Linked DNA regions of Homo sapiens: regions 1 and 3 are each linked to region 2. The links are chromatin loops, found by intact Hi-C in ENCODE. Cell type or tissue: GM12878. All regions are shown on one strand. Links, peaks and the distances in the headings refer to the core of each region. The heading gives the core; the rest is flanking DNA.

Region 1 (6,454 bases), core at 692-5,691, 140 kb after region 2:
TTACAGATTACAGGAGAAATCCTAACAAGAAATAAATTGCTGAGGAAATTCTTAACTATTCAGCATTTTCAGTTCCTATGGAAATCTAATAACTGTGTATTCATGAGGCTATGATAGGCATATTTAATATGAAATTAATATTCTTTCAATGTAATGTTTTGGTGGAGTGTTGTTTCGCATCTGTTTTTAGCATTTTGGTCAGAGTCTTATAAATACGTATGTCTATAAAGGTTAAACCCATCAGTGCTGCTGCTTGGTTAAAAAAAATAGTAAAAAATAAAAGTTAAACTCAATTAGATCTTTCTAGTGTTATATCTGTATTCTGAAGCTCACGTCCCAGACAATTTATTATAGCTATGAGAGTCATTTCAACAGATTGGCTGATCCAGTTAAGAAGGAGCATGTCATGCATATAACGATAATAAGCATTGCTCAAAAGGTGGTCAGCTCTTAAAAATTCTATAGGGTTTCATTAAGGAAGGGGGTGGGACTTTGGCCCCACACTCACCACCCAGAATTATCAGGCCCCAGGGCCTATTGAGCCAGGCCCCAAATCCCAGATGCAGTCCAAAAGGACTCAAATCAGGCTGAAAGATGGCATAAGAGGGCTATGATCAAACAGGAAGCATTGGAGTGGTGTGGACCAAGCACGTGCTTCAGTCTGCCAGAAGGAGGCAACGGTCAAAAGAGCTATACCTTGAAAAGTCGCTGGAAGAATATCCTATGAATAAAAAGGGAAAAAGTCTCCCATAAGAGTGGAGTAAGGAGAAGTGTAAAGGCACCAAGTTATGAGAAATCTCATCCAGGCATCCACTGTGTCTGGATTGCAAGAAGGGAAGCTGGTGGTGGGATGTAAATGTGTGGGGTTTCTTTGGGGGATGCTGAACCGTGAGGATGCTGATGCATCCTCCAGGACAGGCTTAGAGACACCAGCCAGGGCACGTGAGAGTTTAGGTTCCAGAAGGTAACCTGTATGGATGGTTTAATGGCCGCAGAGACTGTGGCCAAGGACATGGACTCCAGAGCTGATGCCTATGCTCAGCCTGTGCTCCTGGTCTACCTTTGTGACCTTGGGCATGTGACTTACTCATTCGTGAAATAGGAAAAGTCAGAGTCTATCTTAGAGTCATTGTGAGGATTAAAGGAGTTAATTATTTCTAAGACATTTTCACGCATCTGGCAAAGAGTCAGCATTATTTAAGCACCTGGTAAATAAAATAGTGGTTAAAGCAATAAAGCGTCATCTCTTTACCAGGAAAGTCTGCTCTGGATTCCAAGTTTGAAGGAAGCCTTAAAAAAAAAGAAAAAAAAAGATACACCAAATATTACTGAGGTCCCTGACTATAGAATCATAATCCAATAACTTGCTTTAAGGAAGAATTCCAGTCTTGACCCCAGTATTACTGCACTGAGCATTATGTAAGAAGTTAGAGCTTCATCCTAAAGGTGGGAGGTAATGAGCTCTTCCACAGAAACAGAATATGAGTCTGCTCATTTGCTTTAATAGACAGTTGAGAACAGAGACAGCAGATGGATGAGTCCCAAGCAAAGCCCAAGAGAAGAGATTTCCCCCACTCTGGGCTCTCTGATTATCCTTTGCTGCTCTGAAAAGCAATCATTCCTTTTTATAGGTTCTTCTGAAAGAAATACAAGGTTATTAAGAACATTTTTTAATTCACATAGCCCCGATATTTTGGGGGTAACTGTGTCATAATTACTGAGTTATGCATCAAGATTGTACATAAAATAAGTTGCTGTGTATATATAAACAAATGAAAAATGAACTATAATATTCTTTATAATTGTAGCTACGGTCATGAGGCTGGATCATTTAAAAGTTTACGGGAGTGTGCTGGGTCACACTTTGTCTCCAAGTGAAGTCTTTGTGGTCCAAGGGTCATGAAACCTCACTCATACAAATAGAAAGACAGAATCATGCTGAACAGTTTGCTTGCTAAATTATGTTGCAAACTACTACTGACTTCTACTCAAAATAAGAAAAATGAGAGTTTTACCAATTGCATCCTAGTAAAATAAATACGTAGATACAGGTGTGTGACCACAAAATGCTGACTTTTAAATTTAGTCATACCAACCAATAGTATCTCAGAATCAGAGTTTATTAAAAGTTAATTATTGCAGTTAATAATTTTAGAATAAAGATCTCTTTCTAATTGTTACAGCTTACACACTAAGGCTAGTGTCTAGCTTGCCTTTCTTTAAAATGCAAGTTAATTATAATGTCTCAGCATCCGTTTCCCCTGACACACCATTACCCCTCCCTAAATATAACTTTACCTATAAAAATAATGGGCCAGAAAACCTCAATGAAATATTACTTGTATGTAGCTTGTGCTGGATAGAAATCACCATAACAGTCTATTACCTTGTATGTGATTCCTGAAAAACATACATGCATCCTAAAATGTTTCATCTAATGAAATAATTGATTTTCTTTTGAAAAAAAAGAAAATGTAGTCAGGAAAATGAAAAGAACACTTTCTAAAGAGACTAACAAGAGTCTTCTGATGTCATAAATTATATTGCCTTTCAACGCAACTGTGCTCCCTAGTGGGAAGTTCTAAAAGGTTTAGTTTAAATTTTTTAGAAGTTTGTTTCATGTAAGCATCACCACATATGCCAAATGATCCATTAAGGGTGTTCCACTATAGCTTAAAGAGTTTTGAGTTAAACGCACAGGGCACTGTGGCCTAAGATGCTAAGAAAATACACAGCTCGATTTCCATTTGATGTAACTCGGCAGGAAGATATTATCCACAGAACATTTGCTGCATTAAGGCAAGCAGTTGTACAACGACTTCAGAACTCTTTCAACTACTTGGATGCTCCTGACCTCCCTTGACCAAAGTCTACCCGTCTTAGCATATTGGAAAGTTAGTCAATTCCCATCATTCAAACATGAGATCTGCAAGTGTCCAGTGTGCATTGCAAACATGCTAGGGATCTAAGTCATATCCTTGTGGCCAGGTGCAGTGGCTCACGCCTGTAATCCCAGCACTTCAGGAGGCCAAGGCAGGTGGATTACTTGAGGTCAAGAGTTCAAGACCAGCCTGGCCAACATGGTGAAACCTTGTCTCTACAAAAAATACAAAAATTAGCCAGGTGTGGTGGTGGGTGTCTGCAATCCCAGCTACTCAGCAGGCTGAGGCAGGAGAATCCTTTGAACCTGGGAGGCAGAGTTTGCAGTGAGCCAAGATTGTACCACTGCACTCCAGCCTGGTGACAGAGCGAGACTCCATCTCAAAAACAAAAAATAAAAGAAAGCATAAAATAAATCATATCCTGTGTTTTCATGGGGACTTTCTAACACCATGCCAACCCACATTTCCTGGCCCACACCCCGTAGAGCCTTTGTCTTGAGTCTTTCTCAACCTAGCAGTTTCAGTTTAAAATCTGGACCATTCCAACTTTTATCCTAATTGTCCCCCTCTTGTATGGGCCATCGTGTATGTGCTAATTATCCTGCTCCTGTCTGCAGACAAGTGTCCTGGAAATACCCTTGAGGCCAGAATTACATAAGTAGTGTCTGCATGCTTGGAAAGAAAACTGATAGCTGCAAGTCCCTGAGAATGTCCCGGACTCAAGACACAGAGTGTGCCCTGAGAATATTCTGCTACTTGAGCCCTCTAAGTGTGTTCAGTCAGTGATGCAAAAATATCCCCAGTGGATTTTAAACAAATGCCACGCTGAGAGAGGAAGATATCTGATACTCAAGAGGGCAAAGTAAGAGATGCATATCTTAAAGGCATTTATCTCTTGGAGGAAGTTTAGACAGCTTACTTCTGGAAAGCATAGTCCTTCCACACAGTCTTTGGTATTAATATTTTGTTTTCTTTTCACTCATTTACTCTTACCAGAGATCACCAAACTCAGTTAGACATTACGGAAAGAAAAGCAAGAACCCAACTGGTTTCAGAAGGGTCAAGAGTGGAAAAGGGGCTGGGCGCGGTGGCTCACGCCTGTAATCCCAGCACTTTGGGAGGCAGAGGCGGGCGGATCACAAGGTCAGGAGATTGAGACCATCCTAGCTAACACGGTGAAACCCCATCTCTACCAAAAATACAAATATTAGCCGGGCATGGTGGCAGGGGCCTGTAGTCCCAGCTACTCGGGAGGCTGAGGCAGGAGAATGGCATGAACCCAGGAGGCGGAGCTTGCAGCGAGCCAAGATCGCGCCACTGCACTCCGGCCTGAGCAATGGAGCGAGACTCCGTCTCAAAATAAAAAAAAAAAAAGAGTGGAAAAGGTAGGATTTGAGCAGTTGTGTTTAAAAATTCACATCAATGGAGAAGAGTGAAGAGGTGTTCTAGATGGATGATAGTAGTATGGACAAATCCTGAAGACAGGAACTGCATGTGTCTTCAAGAAACAGCCAGTACACTTGCTTCAGAGTCAAGGGTTTGCTTTGGGAAGAATGAGGTAGGTTGGGGCCAGATAGTCAAGATCCTTGAATGTCAGCCTAAGGGGTTTGCAATTTATTAACAATAAGAAGTCATTAAAGGCCTTTGATACAATGAAAATTACATTTCAGGAAGCTTTATTTGAAAGTGAAGAAGAGATCTATATGGGCAGGATGAGCTGTGCAAACTGGAAAATGAGAAGTCTATGTTCCTGGGCCAAACCTCTCCCTTTGGTGCCATATGGTGACTTGGTCTCAGAAGGGGAAATCCAAGCAAAGGGAAAAGGAAGAAAACCGCCCTCCACCGATCTCCTCCTCTCCCCACCTCCCAGGGCTAATCCAACCACATCCCCGAGAACAAGCATTCCCCGGAGAAGCCCAAGTCCACAAGGAGGTCGGGCTTTGTGCCCGTCTCCTTCACTTGCATTCCCCCTCTTGTTCACCTACTGAAGAAGCACAGCTAGATGAAGAAACGCCTTTCCTTTTAAGGGAAGTGGTTTCTCCTTAACTGATGAGAGCCCTTTAAGACCAGTAAGTCTCTACCTGGAGTAGGGCCAATTTAATATATCTGAATTGCCCTAGATAAAATGTCTCATCTGCAGAGATCCTTATCAAAGCCAGTAATTTCTCTGTGTATTCTTCATAGTATGTCCAGCCCTATTGAAATTTTCTCCCACCTGTTGTCAACTTTTAAGTTCAGAATTCCGCCTAGCACCAGATCAGACTTGCCAGTCTCATTCCAAGCACAGCTCACCCAGTCCTTTTTCCAGCTGAACCTGTCTACCTGTGCTGACCTCAGCTTGCTTGATCTTCGCTTGTCTCTAGCAGTGCTGTATCCAGTGGCCACTGTGTTTCTGACTCACATTCTCATAGGGATATTGCCCCCTAAGGAAGCTGGAGAGGGGGTTACAGCCGGTCACCAGGTGGTGAGGGTCTGAAACACATGAGAACAATGGAAGAAAAAAGGAGGCACTAAATAAAACAGGCCTGATTTCTGCTGCTGTGTCATAGCAAAAGGGCTGCATGGCCAAGTCACTCCAGAAAACAACACAGTACACAGATCATTCCCATGGTGTCCTGAGATAGTCAGAAATGAGTCTGTGAAATTGAACCTTAAAATGTCTTTATGGCACTGGTCCTAAAGCCTAGAAACTGATAGTAATTATTTACACAGGCAAAGAGATGGAATGAAAAACAGACTTCTTTGCCTCTCTTCTTTCAAAGTGATTAACATTGGGTCACTGAAGAAAAACTCAGAATACTGGCTCTCAAGAATTCTTCATGACCAACTCCAGGTTCCATCTTGTTTATTTCCTGGGATATATATTTGAAAGTTCTGTATCATCATCTATTTTATAAAATATTGACATGCTAAATGAAGATGAGAGAAGGCAAAAAACAGAAACATGGGAATGTTAGTGGAATGCAATAAAAGATAACATAGGTACTGAGGTCATTTGTCCTTTCAACCCCATATTTAAAATACTACCACATAAAAATAAGATCTCTACAAGCACACTCAACCAAAAGTCTGGAGGCCAAGGTGGGCAGGTAACGAGGTCAGGAGTTCCAGACCAGTCTTGCCAACATAGTGAAACCCCATCTCCACTAAAAATACAAAAAATTAGCCAGGTGTGGTGGTGTGCACTTGTAATCCTAGCTACTCAGGAGGCTGAGGCAGGAGAATCGCGTGAACCCAGGAGGCAGAGGTTGCAGTGAGCTGAGATCGCGCCACTGGACTCCAGCCCAGGCAACAGTGCAAGACTCTGTCTCAAAAAAACAAAGAAACAAAAAGTCCTGAAAACAGAGACGTGTTTGATAGTCATATACAAGGATATGTAATGGAAGGTCTGAGTTCTTTTAGCAAACATTAACTAAGCATGTTTCACATTTCTGAGACTTACTAAAGCTTAAGGAGACTAAGATTTTTTAAATTTTTTCAACAATAGTAACAATTCAAGAAACAAGTGCGATAGACACAAAATGCTATGGGAACACACAGGAATGATACCTGATGTAGAAACAGAGACAGAG
Region 2 (6,454 bases), core at 682-5,681:
ATTGAAGTATTGGTACTTGTGACCCCTCCTAGTCTCTGATCTTCCATACTGCCAAGGTAACGACTATCCTAACTTCTAACACCATAGATTTGCTTTGCCTGTTTTTGTATGTGTTCTTTAGTTTCTGGTTTCTTTCACTCAACATTAGATTTGTGGTAGTAGATTACTCATCCAGCTGATGTATAGAAGTCCATCGTGTGAATATACCACAATATATTTACCTATTCTACCCTTGATGGACATTTGGATAGATTCCAGTTTGACGCTATTATGAATGGAGTCACTGTGAACATTCTAGTTCATGTCTCTTGGGGAACTTAATTTATAGATTTCTTTAGATTGAAACCTAGGACTGGAATGGCTGGGTCGGAGGGCATATGGACATTTAGCTATAATCATTTTCCAAAGTGGTGGGACCATCCTACAGATGTTTAATAAGGATTCACATTCATTCATAAAAACCTGAATAGTCTGCACAGTATTTTCAAAAGAAGCAGATCTAGAACCCAGTTCTGATTCCAAGCCTAGTGCATTTTCCATCCAGTAGATTCCAGGTTCTTCTATCCTACTTTCTTCTCCTCAATACTATGCTGCCTTTTCCCTCTAAAGACTCAAGAATGAATAGCTAGTCATTCACGGGGCATTCTCCCCAAGGTACTTGTTGCCTTAAAGAGGGTCAGTGGTAACTCCAAAGAGCTCTAATTGTGGGACTTTCAGGTTTCATAAAAGATCAATCTGTAGAAAGGAACTAGAGAGGAGAGAGAGGGAGATAACTTCAGTCACAGGAAAGTACTTAACAGAGTCAATCAAATCCAAGAGGGCCATTGATCTGAATAGAGCCATTTGTGATGAAACACAATAGAAGATAGGAAGCTCATCTTTTATCATGTGAACCTCAGGGCAAACATGCTAGAAAGCTATTGAACCCTGGCCTCCTCAAATTGATACACAGGAACAAAAGGGAAGCCTCAGATGTCAAATTCTCATGTCTGCGCCCAGGCGGCCAGAAGCAGGAACCGGCTCCTGGTTTCTTGAGGGTGGCCTGCATGTGAGCCCAGGGTGTGACAAAATGTAGCAGAAAAGACTGAGAAGGATGACGACGAAAATGAAGCTCCAGCCTCCTGACTACCCCTCTCAGGTGTGCATCTGTTTCCAATTCCGTATTACAATTAAAGAGAATGATTTTTTATTTTTTTTAATTTTATTATTATTTTACTTTAAGTTTTAGGGTACATGTGCACAATGTGCAGGTTAGTTACATATGTATACATGTGCCATGCTGGTGTGCTGCACCCATTAACTCGTCATTTAGCATTAGGTATATCTCCTAAAGCTATCCCTCCCCCCTCCCCCCACCCCACAACAGTCCCCAGAGTGTGATGTTCCCCTTCCTGTGTCCATGTGATCTCATTGTTCAATTCCCACCTATGAGTGAGAATATGCGGTGTTTGGTTTTTTGTTCTTGCGATAGTTTACTGAGAATGATGATTTCCAATTTCATCCACGTCCCTACAAAGGACATGAACTCATCATTTTGTATGGCTGCATAGTATTCCATGGTGTATATGTGCCACATTTTCTTAATCCAGTCTATCATTGTTGGACATTTGGGCTGGTTCCAAGTCTTTGCTATTGTGAATAGTGCTGCCATAAACTTACGTGTGTATGTGTCTTTATAGCAGCATGATTTATAGTCCTTTGGGTATATACCCAGTAAAATGGGATGGCTGGGTCAAATGGTATTTCTAGTTCTAGATCCCTGAGGAATCGCCACACTGACTTCCACAATGGTTGAACTAGTTTACAGTCCCACCAACAGTGTAAAAGTGTTCCTATTTCTCCACATCCTCTCCAGCACCTGTTGTTTCCTGAGAATGATTTTTATATATTTAGATACTTTCAGTGTCTGGATTTGAATATAGCTGAAGTTAAGGGTACTAATTAATTGTGAATCATTCCGATACTTGAATATAAAACCTCTCAAGCCTAATGTGCAAATTTATGTAAAAACAATGTGAAATTAGAAATGCATTGGCACTTTTTTTTAAGCAGAACTGTAGCACTCTGTCTAGTCAAACAGACTGCTCATTTGCAAGTTGTCTATATGCAAAGCATTCTGCCCCTGGGAGCCTAAAATCTCCTTAGAAAGTCATCTGAAATTTGAGAAGAGCTTTGTTCTGAACCTGCTTTCTGCTCCCTTCACTTTTCTTCCCTGCTTCCAGCACTGTGAGCAAAAAGCCTAAGTATGGATCACACCTGGCCAACCCAGAAGCAGCCATGGCCCAAAACAGGAGGCCTGCCCTGGGAAACCCATTTGAGTTCAAAGGAGGGTGTCTAAATATGCTTGTCTTGAGCCCTGTGCATTGGGCCTTGCACTGCAGCCTTCCAACTTTAAGAGAAATTTCAGAATCCAAATCCTTCCCGCCTGCAGGGCTCAAATTTTCCTTTGCAGATCAGACCTGGTGAAGAGGCTATTTGCCGTTCAATCCTAGGCTAGCTTTCTGCCTTTCACCTAATGTTTGAGGTTAAGAGAAATCAGAAAAGAGAGACCGTAAACTGATCACCACTGCATGGGCATCTGCCTCACCCACCTTTGGGAGTTGGGGGAAGAGCCAGCCACAGGTGCTCAGGTGCAGGTGCCCAGGTGTGAGCGGCTAGGTGCAGATGCTCAGGTGTGGCAGCAGGGAGTGCACTTGGCTCATCTGCCCTGGGGAGGGCCAGCTCCCGACAGAAGTAGGCCAGAGGTCAGTCCCAGGAAATGCTTGGAGCAGCCAGCAGGGTAGGGCCAAGTCATGATACACCTAGGAGTGGGAGGGGAGGCCTCTTTGGATATTACCTGGTTTATCATTTAGCTGTTGGGGTGGGGAAGGAGGTGGGAAAGACAGAAGGCTCTCCCAGGAATTGGCAGGCAGCCAGGTCAGGGACAATGGCAGCCCCCACTTGTGCTAGAAAGGCAGGCAGGACGTGACCACTCAGATAGCCACATCAACAAGTACAAATCACGGTTGCCCTGGAAGGAAATGGCTCAGGTTTTTCCCAGTAGCTCAATGCCTAGGCACCCCCACCTGTGGTTTGGGCATTTCACTCTATTAGCTCTTCTGCTCAGTGGCCCATTCTGCTAGCCACAGCTCACATTTACTCCAGTTATGAAAAAGGTTAATTTTCCCATATTGAGTTTCTCTGCAAAAGCTGCTTTCAGTTGTGACCGGTAAGTTCCGTTGTCACCAATATGGGTACAACTGTTGTCACTCTGCTATTCTGAAGCCATGATACTAAAAGTGTGACCCCAGATCAGTGTCATCGCCATCAACTACAAGCTTGCTAGAAAGAAAACTCTCCCTAGACTTCCAGAATCAGAATTTGCATTTTAACAAGGCCCCCAGGGGAATCCTGTTCACACTGAGTTTTGAGAAGCTCTGTTCTAAGATATTACTCCAATCCCCAGCAAGCCAAACCGACCACTTTCTTCACATAATCAGAACGCTCGGTTCCAGTATTTCCAGATACCAGCCATAGGAAAACACGTTGTTCTCTCATTTCCCTTTAACCTTATCTAAAGCACTCAATTTCCTCAACCCTTAAGTCGTCATCTGTAAAATGGGAGTGCTAATCCTACTTAATTTAAGATGATTAAGTTGAATAATAAATTAGAATTTGTCCTACAAATTGTGAATCATGATCGGAATATTCAATTTTATTATTACTCTGTGTCCTAACTCAATAACTGGGTTATAAACTCCTGAAAACAGGACAATCTCTTCTCTACCTCTTTCTTTATCTTCCCTGTATACTGAAATACAGCGTTCTGCCCAGCATGAGGTCGACTATTTGACATTTACAAAAATCTCTCTTGGAATCCCCCTGCCAAAAAAAAAAAAATCGAATTTCAATTTATGACTCCAAGCACAAAGAGATCCTGTCACTTTGACCTAATTCTCTGAGGTTCATCCCTCTAAATAATTGTATTGTCTCCATCTATAAAGTACTCTGTTACTATGACAACGCACACATAATTGCATGTGTAAGTAGTTGAGGGTGGCTGTGCAAGTCAGACTCCTTTCCACCAGGAAACACAGAAAACATTCTATCTTCCCAAATGTTACTCTCTCAGATTTGCACCAAGACCCTAGAAGTTTCTTAAATTTCCATATACTTTATGGACACTACAAAGCAATTCCAGGAAACACTGATACAGTAGCAAAACTACTGGGAGTGGAAATTGGATGGAGATCTGGGTCCCAGTTCAGAGTCTGACACCTGATTTGCAACATAATTAGGCACAGGGCACTCAACTATTCAGGGCCCTAAACCCTTCTATTGAAAGGGAAATGGGAGAACAATATGTGTTCCTATGGCTCAGTCCCTATAAGATTCTGTACTATTCAGAGTTGATTTTAAGTGTCACTTAACTGAAATTATCCAACAAACCTTCATGGCATGAAACATTAACACAGCTCTTTTTATATGGCATGGTTCCTATGGCTCAATCCCTATAAGATTCTGTACTATTCAGAGTTGATTTTAAAAGTCACTTAACTGAAATTATCCAACAAACCCTCGAGGACATTAAACATTAACGTGGCTCTTTTTATATGGCATGGTTCATTATCATGCCAATAAATGATTAATCGTAACTCTCTGTCTTGACCAATAATTTTGCTGGACTTTTGTGATTCACAACGTGCTCTGTGTTGTAATGCTACCTCTTGAAACTGACATCCTAGCTTTATTGTTTTTTATTACTTCCCTAAGGTGGCTTTCAAAAGAGACACCAAGTGACATATTTTTAGGAGGGGTTTAAAAGTTTGATGGGGTAGAAGTAAACGTTGCTTAACTCAACCAGCAGCAGAGCCAGGGCCCAGGGACCAGCGCTTCTGTGGACTTGGCCTTTCCAGCAGCAGACCCAGCAATGAATGATCCGAACAGCTGTGTGGACAATGCAACAGTTTGCTCTGGTGCATCCTGTGTGGTACCTGAGAGCAATTTCAATAACATCCTAAGTGTGGTCCTAAGTACGGTGCTGACCATCCTGTTGGCCTTGGTGATGTTCTCCATGGGATGCAACGTGGAAATCAAGAAATTTCTAGGGCACATAAAGCGGCCGTGGGGCATTTGTGTTGGCTTCCTCTGTCAGTTTGGAATCATGCCCCTCACAGGATTCATCCTGTCGGTGGCCTTTGACATCCTCCCGCTCCAGGCCGTAGTGGTGCTCATTATAGGATGCTGCCCTGGAGGAACTGCCTCCAATATCTTGGCCTATTGGGTCGATGGCGACATGGACCTGAGGTAAGATTATCTATACCTCTAACTACTGCAATCACCTTGGAGTAATCCTTCCAGAAGCCTATGGCATTCTGAATGTCCAACTGATTTGCCACGCATCTAAAGTATGACTAAGGAATCAAACAGGAGAGAATAAATGCATTCCCGTGCCTTCTAGCACAGCTGCTTAGCTATTGGAATTGGGGGATTTATATTTTGTGTTTGTGTTTTTAAATCTAACTCAGTTAACAGGGAGTTGCATAATTGCTGTTGATCTCTAGGAAAAGATTCAAAGCTTTTTTAAAAAAGTAATCTTTTCCAAACCACAAGCTGCAGCTGAGGAGGTTTATCCTGTTGGTAGCAGGAAAAAAAAAGCAAAATACACTTTCTTTGTAATGATGAGGAGCTCTGGGTGCAATCATAAAATAAAACTGTTTGTCAAACATTAGAACCTGTAGTGAGACAGTGGTCAACTCCATCAAATATAGCCAGTTCTTTGGGCAAACATTTTCCTGGTATAAAACCTAAGGAAGAATTTGTAAATTTGCTTCACCTCTACTGGCATTAAAAGTGGGGGAAAAAGCCTATAGCAGCTTTTTTAAAATTATGCTTACCTTACTACAAAATAAACAGAAAACGTTTTCTCCACTTCCTACAGAGTAATCTAAATTGCAATGTTTGCCCATTTCATCCCGTGCCAGTCTGAACTAGCACTGGAAAAAAAAACTAATAGAAATAAGATGAAGCATTAATGTGACTAGATTGAGAAATTTAATGCTAAAAGTTGAATAGACAAATGTCTTTTTCCTTAGCTCACAATTCCTCATTTCCCTTGAAAGGTATGCATTTCCTTCTGCAAACCATCCAGGTGCTAATGCAACGTGTGCTTATTAAATACTGTACAGTAGGCAATTAGCTCTGTTCATCCCCAGCTACTATTGGCAGAGGAGAGAAGCACAAAGTGTAGAATTGTAAACACTGGATTGATAGAGTACCCAGTGATCAATTAGGAACCTGCTGTCTCATTTCAACTGGTGCTGGTTTCTCCAGAAGCTTTAGAAAAGTCATACAAACCCTATACCTTCATATGGTTTAGTCTTTCACATAAGAAAACACATGATATCCACCTTGCAATTGCTTTTTTTTTTTTAAGGAAAGCCCTATAAAACAACATAGGATGGCAAGTGCTATT
Region 3 (6,454 bases), core at 495-5,494, 110 kb before region 2:
AATAAGCTAAGAGAAGTATAAAGAAAATGACTTGGTGTTCAGAGGAGGTAGGATTAACTTTATCCTAGCTGTTAAGATGAGGGATGGCTTCGAAAAGGATGTGGCATTTGAACTAGAGAAGAATAGGTAGGATTTGATTATGTGTAAATGATAGAGGTAGTTGGAAGGAGAATATCATGGCAGAGGGAAGAGGACCAACAAATGTAAGAAAGTGAGAGGTATGGGAGTAGAGACCAGTATTTCCCTTAACTTTCCTGCAGCAATGGTTCACAAAGAAAAGTGATGGGAAACACACTACTTAGAGCATGTTGAAACTAGATCAGAGAGAGCCTAGCATGCCATCTGAGAAACTGCTCTTTAAGGGGAATGAAAAAAAAATAACTGAAGGATATGGAGCATGTGAGTAAATAATTAACGGTTGCATCAAGAAGATTGCCCGCTGTGTGTAAGTAGTAGAGGGGAGCACAGTTAGAGACAAGACTATTAGACTACTTCAATAGACCACAGAGAGACAAAGGAAAAAGGCCAGGGTATGAGAGCTACCTCAGAGACAGAAATATAGGACTTAGCAAATGGATATGAGGGAGAAGCAAAGGAGAGGGAATCATAAAAAGCCTTGAGTAACTGGGAGAATCATGATGACCTTCAGAGGCAACACAAGAGAAGGAAATAGAAGATAAGTTTATTTCCACACCTGCAAATTTGTCTAGTATGTCTGCGAATTTTAGGTACAACCCCAACCCAGCAAAGTGTGCCAAGTTATCTACAGAGACTTATGTTGAGTAAATACTACTCAAACCAATTCTAAAGCAATATTTGCCCTATTAGGACCTCAACGTAGTCTCTATCTAATCTGTTTCGTCTACTCCTTATTCTTTTTTACTTCCCAACAGCCAGCCTTTCCAACTGATGATCAGCTTACCACTGCTCCTGTTTACCCATGGCTCATGCCCTCCATCATGGCTGTCAACTAACTTCAGATGCTCCTAGGTGATGGACTTCTCAGTTCAGCCACACCAACCTCTCACCAAGACTCTCCTGGCAGAATCACCAACTGGCACAGCAGGCAAAGACCTGCCCCAACTCTTAGCCCTAGAAAGCTGGGCCCAGACAGAATCTAAGGTGCTAAAGGGATGGCCAAATGAAGATGCTTATAGTTAGTTGGAAATGCAATATTGCAAGATTGGAGTTGAGAATACAGAAAAGTTGAGAGATTTCATGACAATGGTCCTCAGTTGCCACCCCACTAAGTGTGACAGTAAAGTGTGTAAGCCCATCCAGCAGGACAGCTGGGTGTCTGTAAGACGACGGAGGCCTCTGAGAACAGGAGAGCAGGGAAGCTCGAACTCATGGTCTCTCATACACACTATGGACATATGTTTGTGTAATGAGGAGAACGAACGGGAGGAAAGGCTATTTTGTAACATGGATCCGGGAGCGTGCCCCTGGGCAGCTCACGGATACTGAAAAATAGTGGTTGTCTTCCACAAGTAGCAGAAACCTTGGGTGATCCACTCAAGCCACAGGCAGCAGGCTGGCCCTTCAAAGTGGAGCCCTGGGACGCTTGGAGGAGCTGAGGTGGAATAAACAAAGGTTAAATTCTCTTTCACTTACTTCTAAGTGACAGGTTTTAATTAAAGATAATTCACACTTGAATTGATCCTCTCAGTTCCTGCTGCTGACAGACTAGGAGACTGTCAAGGGAGGAACTGCGTGGCAAGAAGACCTGGATACGGATGGGGAGGGACGGAGGGGAGATGTACTTGCGCGCACTCACCAAAATTAAAAGGTGGGGGAAAGACACCAAAAGGTGGATACTATGGATAAATGTGGTCTACTATACCTAGGGATTTCAATGTTTTTCCTCCCTTAAAAAGTCACTAAATAACTTGTCTTTGTGGAGTAAAAGAACATGTATCCCAATGTCACTTTTTACTAGTTTCAAATATTACAGAAAGATATTTATTTCATGATACTAACAATAGGATAGATGCAAGTGTTCCTATTATATAATTCAAAAACTGACACTGAGAGAATGACATATGGGACAGGTCATATGGAATAGAGGGTCCAGGGTGATAAGAGAAACTCCAGTTCCTCCAGACAAGACTCCAACCTGGCTCTAAGCAAAAGAGAATCTGACAACATTAGTGGCTTTTGCAATTCAAGCCATTCCTGCCTTTGTTTGCCAAAGCTAAAAAAAATTTAAATATATAAAAAAATTATTCTTGCTAAAATTCTATTTCTGAGGTCACAGCTGCAGGAGCAAGATTAACATATGCTAAAGCTAGAACTACTGAAGGTTGATTGTACACATTTTTTCAAATGCAGCTTAATCGCCCAAGAATGCAGAATCAAATTTCAGATGTATTTAAAGTGTGAAAAATATTTATATAATTTTGTCTCTCCAGATAAATATTAAAATCCCAAACCACTCTACTTAAAGTCCCTGAATCTCTGTTGAATCCCACCTCCATACAAGGCAGGCTCTCAGAGCTCAGCAAAATTCTATCTATCCACAGAGGTCCCGCTCAAATTCCACATTCTCCATGAAGCCTCCTCCTCATGCCCTAACAGGAATTAACTCTCACCTCTGTGAAACCCCATAGCACTTTGTCTCCCTAATGTGGCACTTATGTGCCATGAATGGTAGTTACCTGGACATGCACACATCTTATTTCCCCTGCTTTCCTATTGAATTGTACAATCCCCAAGGGAAGGAACCATAACTTACACATCAGCATATCTCCTCTAACAGCCTAGTGAAATACATCCTGCTTAGGAGGTGTTAAGTATATTTTTTAAATGAATGATGACTGCATGAAAATTCTCCTGGGTACGCAGGCTTTCCTTTTAAAGTTTTGTCTTAGAATATGGAAAGCAAGATTCTGCCGTTTGCACCTAGCCTGCGGCTACTTCTTCACCACAAAATCACAAATGAATACCATCTGCTATTTCTCTCTGCTAGGTCCCTCTGGAGATTCCCTTTAGGTTAATTGGCCACTCTCTGTTCTAGCCCCGACTCTCTCTCAGTTCTTACTCCTGGGAAAACCTCAGCTGGGCCAGAGGTCTAGGACACTGCTAAGTTATATGTTCAAAACCATATGTTCTTCCTCTTTAAGTTCCTAATTATTACTTTCTTTTAGGTTATCTTCATTTCCTCCCTCCTGAAATGTTCCCTTTTCAGGTCTCTCCTGAAACTATCTCCTTCGAGTCATCTACAGAACATAAGGCGAGCAGATGGTGCTGCGATTGCACTGGTAATTACCCCCTGAGAAAAGCAACCTTCTTCCCAAAGCAGGTAATTTGGACTAAAATAGAACTTTTGCCAGAATAACCCAGGTAAGTAGGGTGTTGAGCTTTATACGTACACAATCATATTTTATGCAATAGAAACCATCACCATTTGTTTTGGACAAAACCAGGCTGTTTCTTGCCCCCTACAACGAAGGGGGCCAACTTTAAAGGCTAAAATTAACTTGTTTCTACTCTAAGCCTCCAACTCCAATTCCAATGGTGTGTTTTGAGGCACCTGATCACAGTACAGGAACTTGGGGATCTCCTCTTACTAGCAATCATGTGCACTACTTCTCATATCTAGTTTTTAAGCATCATGACTTATTTAATATTTATTTTAAAGGAAATTCCTGAAGTGCAGATACCATCAGTATGTAAATTTTTCGACTTTTTGTGGAAACCAATATCATATCCTTAAACCCAGGCTTAGGACACAATGGGGAAAAAAACAAAACTACCTCTTCGCTTGAAAGGAAACAAATTTTGCCTGCACTTTCACTGGTTTCTTATTGTAGCTGCAAGCCATGATCTGCTGAAATACTTCTCTGACAGCAAGAGTAACTAGAGTGCTTTCAGCCCAAGAACAGGCCACTCTATGTCATTGGGCAAAAATGGCAAAAGGTCGTCCAAATGAACTTCACATAAGAGGAAGAGAAGCAGTGAGAAATGATAATTGCCCTTTCCGATCCAGACCAGGTCCAATTACCATCAATTGGACCACCACATCGTGGTGGTGTTTTTCCTCTTTTATCTGGTGTAAGAGTTTGATAACCCAAAGGCTGTAATTGTGTTGTAGGGCTAATTAAAAAGGAGGCCAGGATTTTCATATGTATCGCCAACACAAAAGCAAGATATTTATTGCACTTGGCACATAACAGAGGTTAAAATTTCATTGAAAAGAGGTTTCAGAAATTAACATAACTATATGTCTCTGCTTTTTTCTTCTTCTCTTCTAGTAATGCAAAGCAGAACAGGAAAAAAATACTTAAGGATAAAAAAGCTCATTCTAAACATGTCAGCCTCATCAATGTTATGGATAGGTAACAACCAATTTTATAATAAAGAACCTGTGTTTTCCAGTTTGGTGTTTCAGTTCTTAACTTACAAAGCTCTTTTGTAATGTTTGGTCATCTCTTCCTCCACTTTTTCTGACATTACAAATATGTTCAGACTCCTTTCTGCATCAGCCTTCTAAACTATCTACTCCATAATGAACTTGCTGGGGAAAAGTGAAAGTGGAAAAAGTGAGATGTTTTCTATTAGTCAACATTAGGAAATCTCTTAAGGAATTACTTTGCTGTTTAAAAGTTGCTCACCTGTATTCATGGGAGAGAAAATGCATGTCACAATGTAGCATTAAGCAGCATCAGAACTTCACAAGTATTAGCATTTCAAATAAGTCACAATTCTCTAAGGCTGGTGACTAGGAAAAATAACTCTTAGTCATTCTTAAGAGTAAACTTAAACCAAGTAATTGTGGTTAATATCAGACTAGCTGATTTGTGTAGTCATGAAAATATCAGCAGAGTTCCTTTACAAAAGGAAACAGATTAATAAAAAGTATTTATTATTATAACTAATATCCAATAATTGATTAATATTCATTACAGACTCTGCCAATATAAATAGTTCTCTTTGAACCCAACTATAAGTAATAATTGCTCTTCACATATAATTAGTACCTCAAAACATTACTTAGGTCTCATGAGACCACAAACTGCACCTCCTGTTAAAGGTAATGTGACATTATGGATCTAGAACCAGAAATACCATTTGACATAGCAATCCCATTACTGGGTATGTACCCAAAGGACTGTAAATCATTCTGCTGTAAAGACACATGCACACATGTTTACTGCAGCACTATTTACAATAGCAAAGACTTGGAATCAACCCAAATGCCCATCAATGATAGACTAGATAAAGCAAACGTGGCACATATGCACCATGGAATACTACGCAGCCATAAAAAAGAATGAGTTCATGTCCTTTGCAGGAACATGGATGAAGCCTGAAGCCATCATTCTCAGCAAACTAACACAGTAACAGAAAACCAAACACTGCATATTCTTACTCATAAGTGGGAGTTGAACAATGAGAACACATGGACACAGGGATGGCAACATCACATACTGAGACCTGTCAGGGGTCGGGGGAAAGGAGAGGAAAAGGGGAGGAAGAGCATTAGGACAAACACCTAATGCATTTGGGGCTTAAAATCTAGAAGTGGATAGGTGCAGCAAACCACCATGGCACATGTATACATATGTAGCAAACCTGCATGTTCTGCACATGTATCCCAGAACTTAAAGTAAAATGTAAAAAAAAAAAAAAAAAGTTAAAATCAGTTTTAGATAGGCTATGTCAACATGGGAACGGCCTCTGCATTGGAGCCTTATACACAGCCTCTAAAACCTGGGCCTTGAAAATTAGCACTTTCTTTAATGAAGGTCCAGAAGTTCCACTGTGAACAATAATAGTTTATTACCTAAAAAGGAGTCTGTGTCTTGTATAAATTTTCCTTCAAGAAGCTACGAACTGAGACATGCCTCCTCATACACCTCAGAACAAGGAGCATAACATTTGGTATTTGTCAAAGTCTGACTCTTAACCAGCTGGTGGCCACAATGGGAATACCCAAGAGCAACGGTTCTCAAAGTGGGGTTCCCAAAGAACGGCATCAACATCACCTGGGAACTTGTTACATAAAGTAAGTTATCAGACTCTGCCCAGCCCTGCTGAATCAGAAGCTTTGAGGGTGGGGACCTGCAGTTTGTGTTTAACAAGTCCCAGGTGCTCCTGATGCTCCCTCATGTTTGAGAGCCACTGCCCTGGAAGCAGATTTCTCAAGATGTGGTGTGAGGACCATCGGCTGTTGATCACACGGGTGCTAATCCCTGGAACTCACCCTGACCTATTGAATTACACTGTCTAGAAACAGACATTTTTCATAAGCTTCCTAGGATGCTCTATTCATCCAACAGTTTGGGAACCACCCAGGCAAATTTAAGCCAATAGAGGATTCTCCCACTGAAACACAAGGGAAGATATGAACCCAACTAATGAACTTGCTGAAAATGTTTCATATTTGAAGACATCAGCCTATGTTTCTTCAAGCTTCGGTAGAGCGAGGAAGTCCTTATGTGTTGGTTACTAT

The links. A loop is a pair of places that touch in the nucleus more often than their neighbours do. Peaks named below come from ENCODE experiments on the same cell type or tissue, not always from the same donor. Only the 100,000 strongest peaks of a DNase experiment are listed, where the experiment ranks them.
Region 1: a loop joins it to region 2, with 2.1 times the contacts of the local background. A loop is called at or near these places in 1 of 110 quality-filtered maps.
Region 3: a loop joins it to region 2, with 4 times the contacts of the local background. A loop is called at or near these places in 1 of 110 quality-filtered maps.

What each region holds. Positions count from the first base shown.
Region 1 is chr13:102,927,942-102,934,395 of GRCh38, reverse strand. No RefSeq gene overlaps it. Among named protein-coding and RNA genes, the nearest start is that of ERCC5, 85 kb to the right of the region's middle. In GM12878, for the core only: no CTCF peak of the experiment used is centred there; a DNase peak (open chromatin) is centred at 3,570; H3K27ac peaks cover 1,068 bases.
Region 2 is chr13:103,064,705-103,071,158 of GRCh38, reverse strand. SLC10A2 (solute carrier family 10 member 2) reads left to right here and starts at 4,742. Exons shown (of 6, transcript NM_000452.3): 1 at 4,742-5,286. The coding sequence starts at 4,910. In GM12878, for the core only: no CTCF peak of the experiment used is centred there; a DNase peak (open chromatin) is centred at 3,278; H3K27ac peaks cover 766 bases.
Region 3 is chr13:103,175,984-103,182,437 of GRCh38, reverse strand. No RefSeq gene overlaps it. Among named protein-coding and RNA genes, the nearest start is that of SLC10A2, 110 kb to the right of the region's middle. In GM12878, for the core only: no CTCF peak of the experiment used is centred there; a DNase peak (open chromatin) is centred at 2,967.